Regions from separate parts of the Mus musculus genome. Here regions 1 and 2 are each linked to region 3. The links are chromatin loops, found by intact Hi-C in ENCODE. Cell type or tissue: gastrocnemius. All regions are shown on one strand.

Region 1 (2,500 bases), 53 kb before region 3:
AATTTTATGAATGTATACACTTTTTCCTACCAAAAGCACCTTTCTCTCCACATTGTAAAAATATGGTCGAAACCAAGAAACTGGAGAGAAACATAAAATGTTTCCTCAACACTAATTTAGCATTATCCTGACATGACCCATCAGTGAGGAAACACTGAACACTGGAGACCTTCAATATGCTGCTGTAATAGCTCTCAGATAGCATTAAAACTGGGAGACAGACCCACTTCTCAGTGTCATCCCTGCAGGCCATTTTGACAGACAGGATTAAATTAGACTATCTGCAAAGCCACTCTCAACTGTTGTAAACTGAGATGGCATTTGTTCTCATGGGTATTTTGAGACATGAAATACAATATGGCCATATCTTGTTTTTTTCTTGTAAGTTTGCTCCCAAATTGCTAGTGTGCTGTATCTTAAACAGAACATAATGTTTTTTAAACATCTGAACAAACAAAGTACAGTTATGCAAATCCATTAAGAGCAAGATGAACACTGTCAGTTCATCACAGGTACAGAGGCTCGCTGGGTATAATTTAGACCGAATCTCCACTTCTGGCCTTTTTTAGGGGAAGAAGGTAAATGAACAAATCAAATGGCACAACACAATTAGGACAGAGGTGACAGTATTATCACAAGGTACACATTTAGATACAACTTTTAAACCAGGGAACAGGGCAGTACTGAGTAGAGATGGAATAAACCAACAGAAGCCGAGCCGGTCAGGACCGAGTAAGGTTGAGGTTAGTGGCAACAGCATGTGTGTGGTTTCCAGGAAACCGTCAGTAAGACTGCTGTTAGCCCTAGCCCCGCACCTTGCCCAGCCCACTGTGCTGCTTCTTCCTCCAGCTCCCGCCTGGCTCAGAGCAGCACTGCCCTGCTCCCAGGGGTGCAGCGGCCCAGCCTGAACTCACCTTGGCAGTGAAGGGGCCAGAAGTTTAAAACCTGTTAATGTATCACAGCAAAAATGTAATGAGCACACATACTTCACACACTCACATTCCAGAGCAAGAAAACATACAACCAGTAAGACAACCTTTACACAAAACACCCTCAGCAAAAGCAGAGACAGAATTTTTAACACCCATTATTACCACAGAGGTAAGAACAGAGCAGTGGTGTTGCTGTACCACAAAATTTCAGCTAATGGATTAAAGTACCAAAAGTAATCATGGCATCACCTACTTTAACTGCCATTATCTGCCCACTTGGTTTGTGGACCATTTTGTTGACAGAACCATAAGCTCCTCGTCCAATTTCTCCAAGGTCTTTCAAGTCCTCTGCAGTGAAATCCCAGTGTTGTTCAGGGGAGATCTTCAGTTTTCCTGATGACTCAATGCTGTGTGTTCTCAGTCTCTCTCTGTTAAAATATTGGGAAGCAATTTTTCCACATTTTAAATAGGTTTTAACTTTTTTTCTTTTAGCTAGCACTGAGTACGTGTGGGAACACTCATCTGATCACAAGCAGCCTGACCCAGTTCTAGAGCTGTTTGTGACATCTTGCTCTTTACACATTGAAATTTAATAGAATGCATTTAGGTATCCAGAAGGCACAGCTTCAAAGACAATCATACAACCCAGTCTCCTTTTGCTGATGAAACTACCAGTTTTGATTACTCAATTGTAGACCCTTTTCAAGCCTACAGAACTCTATTACCTCAAAAGCCCCAGAACTGAGAATTCACCTCTACAAATGCTTACCCTATCACACCCTCTAGCTGCTTAAGCTGTTTCCAAAATTTGCTGTATCTAAGGATAGCCTGACCTACTGTTTAAACGCCGAAGCCCAGGAGTAGCCTATAGCAATTAAAGCAGAGCATATGGGGTAAGCTGGAAAGCAACATTTCTAGTATCCCCAGTGGTTTTAGCAATACATGGGAGTGAGTACTTTAATACACTGTCCTGTTATTGTTTACACTGCACTAAAGTGGGGAACAGTTAAACAAAAGCCAGCTAACCCAAAGCAATCTGCACTATCTTATTCAAAGCCTTTAGCCTCTGTTCAACAGCAGGAGTAATGAATGGGCTTAAAGGGGAGTTGGTTACTCACAGAAAATGCAGGGATCACTTTGCATTAAATATCACACCCAAATCCCAATACAGAAACCAGACTTCTCTTTCTTCTCTCCCTTTCCCTACATGTGAGAACAAACTATGTCAAACTAGAAAGTGCAACACACATGAAGAAACCAGTGAGTATCAACAAGTTTTCAATTTCATATTAAGTCATAAAACTTGTTTCAAAGTCCAGCCCTGTGATAAGAGCAAAGACAGTTTACAGCTCACTTATCTATTTTGTTCTTGAAGAACTCTGGAATGTCTCCTGAAATTTGTAGAACTGTTTTCTGTGGCTAGTTCTAAGGGCCTCAAACACTTTAGAATGCTAAAATCTCGCTTCCCCCAAGCCCATCTTGATAATAAGTAGGATAATAAGTAGGACTAATGTTGATAATAAGTAGGATTCAAGGGTACAGTTAAAAGCTTAATATATTTTATCTAA
Region 2 (2,500 bases), 61 kb before region 3:
TTGTTAGATTAAGCAAATATATCACAGAGAAACTCTCCAAAGGGAAGGAGGGAACAAAGAAGGAAGGGTGGGAAGGAGGCAGGGAGGGAGGGAGGAAAAGATAGAATGAGAAAATGGAGAAGGAGGGAAGAGAGAAAGATAGAAACAGAGAAAAGGGGAGGGGAAAAACTCTGAGGGTCAGAGAAGCAAGCAAGCCAGGGAGGGAGGGAAATGTGCCTAGTCCTCGTAATTAACGTGCACCCAGACTCCTGCATATATACACACTGCTGTTTACTAAACATCTGCTGCTAACACCTCTGTCTGCAAAGAAGATGCAAGAGCAGATGCCCGCACCCTGCTCTACCTGTTAGAGCCCCATTACTCCACACAACCTTCCTCTGGACGACACACACACACACAAAATCTTAGGAATTTTTATTTTCTGTCTTCTATTGACTCAGATTTCTGCTGAACAAGTTTATCTTAAGCTGCTCAAGTCTCTACACAGATCACATACTTAACTTTCCAAGACATCTCATAGTGCCATGATCAACAAGAAGAGATGGTGACATCATCCAAAACAGAGAATGTGAGGTACGGAGAGGAGCATGAAATGTAGATCAAAGATCCAACATTTGTTTTCATGTCCAGAAGTAATAAATGGTGTCTACTGAGTATGAAATTACTATGGGTACTTGCATCTACTAAGTTCACAAGAACGTGAATTTTAGCTGAAAGTTCACTGAAGTCTTTTTATAAATGAAATCAATTTATAAACTTCTTGGCTTACTTCACCAAATTGATAAGCTAAAATTGGTATTTCCCATTTTTCTCACTAAAGACACTGGCTGCGCACTGAGAACTTGGGAGAATATGTTGTATCCCACCACAGTAAGGAGAGTAGAATGAAACAAGCTGGATGCGCCTTGATAAAGGGGCTTCTTCCTTCTCACTAAGCACATCATGTACATTCAAGCAGCACAATGTTGGCCAGGGCTAAGGATTCTAGGGTGTAGAGATCATGTCATCGTTCCTGTACCTATGACATTAAAAGAGACAATGAGCCAAATCTATAGGATAATCAGGAGCAAGGTTTAAGACAGCACAAGAGTTAGGAATTACCAAATATTAGTTCAGATATACGCAAGGAGGGAGAGCTATGATAAGCCTAGTATTTCTCCAAATAGCTATGCATGCTGGGATATAATTCAGTACCACAATTCAGATAGGTCTACTAAGCAATGGTCAGTTTTAGAAACTAGATTCAAGTATGATCTGAAACACACAATGGGCTGGTTAAAATTTACCTAGAACAAGCATTTCCAAACTACCTTACTCCAACTCTAATACTGTCTTTGAACTGGTATTCTCTGGGCTTCCAAAACTGGTAGATAAGAGCTATCATGTTTCCCATGGTCCTAGCCCCTTCCCTCATTCTATTTTATCTATCTGCTTGTTTCATGCTGAAGACTGACCCCAGGACTTGAGGCATGCTTAAACACATTCTACTACTTTAGTATATTCTCAGCCTCTTCTAGCCTCTACTGATTTATCTATTTTATTTACTGAGTTTCATGTAAAACTTTTACAAAAAGGAACTCACACTGAAAACCACTGACTTGGAGCTACCAAAAAAAAAAAAAAAAAAAAGCACAGATTTAATTCAAAACCCAGCCTGACAGGAGGCAGCTCTGTCATAACTGTGGAATCCCCACTCTTGGGCAGTCTCAATTTGTACTGTGCATAGGAAATACACCTCTAAGGTAATCATGGATTTCTTAATTTAGTCACATGATCTGGCCAATAAAATGAGATCACAGGATAATAGAGATCTTTCTCAAATCAAGCAACACAGCCATGACTTCTACATCCCATCCAGATTTAAATAATCAAATGTCATCACTATGGTCTTAATTGCTTAACAAAGCACTATATGATATCAAAAGGGAACTTTCTCACCAAAGTCACGTCTGTCACTATCCCATTAAAGGTTTTCAGAGCAATATGTAAGGCATAAATATAAACACTATAAAATAAACACTCTCCTCCCCCAGTGATTACTGACCATCAACCTCCACCAGAACCATTCACTGATGGAACTTCTAACAGAAACAGCCAAAGTGTACTTTTACCATTCCTGACTTCCCACAAGGAAGAAGGGCCACAAGGAGAATAAACTTAAAGACTCAGGATGCTCCTGAAGCTCACAAGATGGATAAGTGCCCCACCTACACACTCCCACCCTAGGGTTATACAAACAGAGCCAGAGAGGAGGTTCCTGCTGGCTCTGTCATACACAGGTTGTGCGGGGAACTCAAGGAATGGAGCTTTCCTGAGTCACCACCCACGCTGAGGTGGGCCTTTCAGTGATATGGATGCCTCGGAGTCACCAAAACTTCTATAAGTAATCCCTCACCTATGCTCCCTGTGAGTAGCACTAAAGAACTCTGGTTCACGGAGCTACACTTGGGTGGAGCTGCTTCTCTGGTCTGCCCCTGGAGTCCTATCTGGGGTAAATAAA
Region 3 (2,500 bases):
CTAACTAAATTTGAATTAATTAGCTTAGGACCTGTACAGAATATATCTTCTGAATGAAATGCTCAATCTGTTTATATACTATCCCATAAATGTTTCTTATGGGAAGGGATGTAAATACAGATCGTATTTCTGCTGCCCAAATCATGGTATGCTGGCATAAACACGAAATTTTCAACATATAATCTGTTGAACTTCATTAGACACAAGGAGCGCTTTATGAAGAGTTGGTATCATACTGATACCAAAGATATCCAAACGACTCTAATAATTCAACATAAGTCGTTTGCTAAAGTTGTCAAGAGATTTCTGGGCTTGCCTGTGTCAATCCCCCCAATAAACCTAAGAAATGGACTCGGGCCTGTTATTTTCACAACACCCCCTGTCAAATCCCACACAGAGCTCCTAAGGCCTCCCGGTGAGGAAAGGCCATTACAGGGGAGCTGCCTCAGATGCCCAGACATGATCACTTTGACCTCTGCCATTCGGTTTCCTGAATCTCTCTCCCTTTCAGCCCAACTCGGTCTTCTATTTTTATCTGATTTTTCTTTTCTGCATGCGAGGATAAGACACATCTCGGGCCTGGGTCGAAACGCCTCTCCGGGGCCAATGGCTGTCTCCCCACCTTACAGGTGGCCCAGGGCCTCGCAACCCCCCGCCCCTCCCACGCAGACACCCTGCAAAGTTTTGGGGACGGGGGGACAGCGCAGTGGCCCTATTCCAGCGGCGCACCGTGAAGCGCAAGATGGCCCTGAGCCGGCCCCACTGCAGCGCGCGGGGGCGGCGGGGCCGAGGGCCGGGACGCGGCCGACCTGCGAGCCAGAGGCCCGGCCGCGCGCGTTCCCGGAGCCAGCGGGCGCCAGGTGAGCCGCGGGCGGGGGCGGCCAGGTGGGCCGGAGCGGGCAGAGCCAGAGCCGCCACAGCGTTCACCGAAACCCGGCCCGGGGCGGGGATCCCGGGGCGAGGCCGGGCCCGAGACGCGGAGCTCGGGCGGCTTCCTCAGACAGCCCCGGGGACGCAGCGGCTCCACAGGCCGCGGCTCGGCCGAGCGCCTCGCGAGGGGGCCCCGGGGTCTCTGCGCGCCCACCGTCCTTACCCTGCATGCTGCTGACCGCCGGGTGGCCAGAAGCTGGAGGTCCGATGGGCCCCGGGGTGCCGCCACCGCCCCCGGAGCCGCCGCCGCCGCTCGGGCTCGGAGCCGCCATTGTTGGAAGTGAAGAGCCGAGCGGCGCCGCGGCGGCTGCAATGCAGCAAGCTCGGCCTCTCGCTCCGCTGAGGGCGCGGCGTGCGCCGCCTTGGCCACGCCCCGGGCACGCCTCCGTCACGCCCCCGGGCACACCCCCACTAGCACTGACGCGCAGCCTGCAATACAGGTTGAGCTGCAGCGCCCAGCACTGAGGGCAGGGCCTGAAGTCCTGGATCAGGGTGACTCTCAACCTACCACTCAGGGACCCATAGTGGCTTGCAGAATCAGAAATATATGTGCATTGAGAAAAGGGAAAGACTTACAGCCCCAAAGCTTTAGAACTCCCTTCTCTGAACCTCAGAACCCAAAATCAGAACACGTAGAGTTCTACGAGATCTCAGAAGTCACGCTTCCTGTCCAGTCTCTGATCCATCACTGCAGAAGAGATGACAATAACTGTGGTCTCAACCCAGAGCTCTCTGTTCTGCTGGGGACTAACAGGAGTATTTCACTGACAAAAAAAAAAAAAAAAAAGTATCAGAACCCGAAAGAAAAAGTTCCGGTGTAGGCTTTTCAGTCCAGAATCCATGCCAAATATTTTGTTAATTTATTCTGTGTGGGAAGAAGACAGCAAACAGCAAAAGGTGAGGCTGTGATGGCCTTCAAACGCATCTCTTTTTCAAGCGCAGATCAGAAGGTGGCTTTCTTTGAAGGAAGTTATATTTTAGTTCCAGAAGAAGAATCAAAGAGCATAAAGCTGTCCGTGACGACACATGCCTTTAATCCCAGTGCTTAGGAGGCAGATCTCTCTAAGTTTTCAGTCAACCTGGTTTATGGATGGGTTCCAGAATCTTCTCTAAAAATGGTTTTAAGGATGAAAAACATCAAATAAAATACTTCTTCCAAAACAAATCGCCATTTTAGGAAACATGGGTGGACGCAAAAGAAAAAAAAAACAATATAATATAGTTGCGTTTTTATTTTTATTTTTTATTTTTAGCTTGGGCACTTTAACACCCAGGGGAAAGGCATCAAAGGTTCCATAATTTGCTAGCAATAAAACAAGAATCAGATCCTGTCACTACCAGACTCTGACCCCAGTGTGTCATGGCATTTGACTTGTCAGGAAAGTTTCCCAGCCGGCTCTAGTATCACTATGGTGTGTGAGTGTGGTGTGTGAGTGTCATTTCCACAGTTCCTTGGGGGCTGAAGCAATGCAAAGAAATAGCTTAGAGGAATTTGAATTTCCCTCTTTCCGTAAGCTTCATGAGCGTCCCAATCTCAGTCTTTGGTGTAAATAATAAATATCTCACAGTC

Evidence for each region. Hi-C counts contacts between places; a loop is a spot of excess contacts. Peaks named below come from ENCODE experiments on the same cell type or tissue, not always from the same donor. Only the 100,000 strongest peaks of a DNase experiment are listed, where the experiment ranks them.
Region 1: it touches region 3 in a loop (1.8-fold over the local background); 6 of 42 quality-filtered maps call a loop at or near these places.
Region 2: a loop joins it to region 3, with 2.0 times the contacts of the local background. A loop is called at or near these places in 10 of 42 quality-filtered maps.

Annotation. Positions count from the first base shown.
Region 1 is chr11:65,734,007-65,736,506 of GRCm38, forward strand. It overlaps Map2k4 (mitogen-activated protein kinase kinase 4), which reads right to left. Exons shown (of 11, transcript NM_009157.5): 3 at 1,186-1,360. Mir744 (microRNA 744) reads right to left here and starts at 826; the gene lies at 727-826. In gastrocnemius, no CTCF peak of the experiment used is centred here; no DNase peak of the experiment used is centred here; H3K27ac peaks cover 1,855 bases.
Region 2 is chr11:65,726,415-65,728,914 of GRCm38, forward strand. All of the region lies in intron 3 of Map2k4 (mitogen-activated protein kinase kinase 4), which reads right to left. Among named protein-coding and RNA genes, the nearest start is that of Mir744, 7.2 kb to the right of the region's middle. In gastrocnemius, no CTCF peak of the experiment used is centred here; no DNase peak of the experiment used is centred here.
Region 3 is chr11:65,787,043-65,789,542 of GRCm38, forward strand. Map2k4 (mitogen-activated protein kinase kinase 4) reads right to left here and starts at 1,317. Exons shown (of 11, transcript NM_009157.5): 1 at 1,094-1,317. The coding sequence starts at 1,202. In gastrocnemius, a CTCF peak has its summit at 1,274; a DNase peak (open chromatin) is centred at 1,298; H3K4me3 peaks cover 1,816 bases; H3K27ac peaks cover 1,750 bases.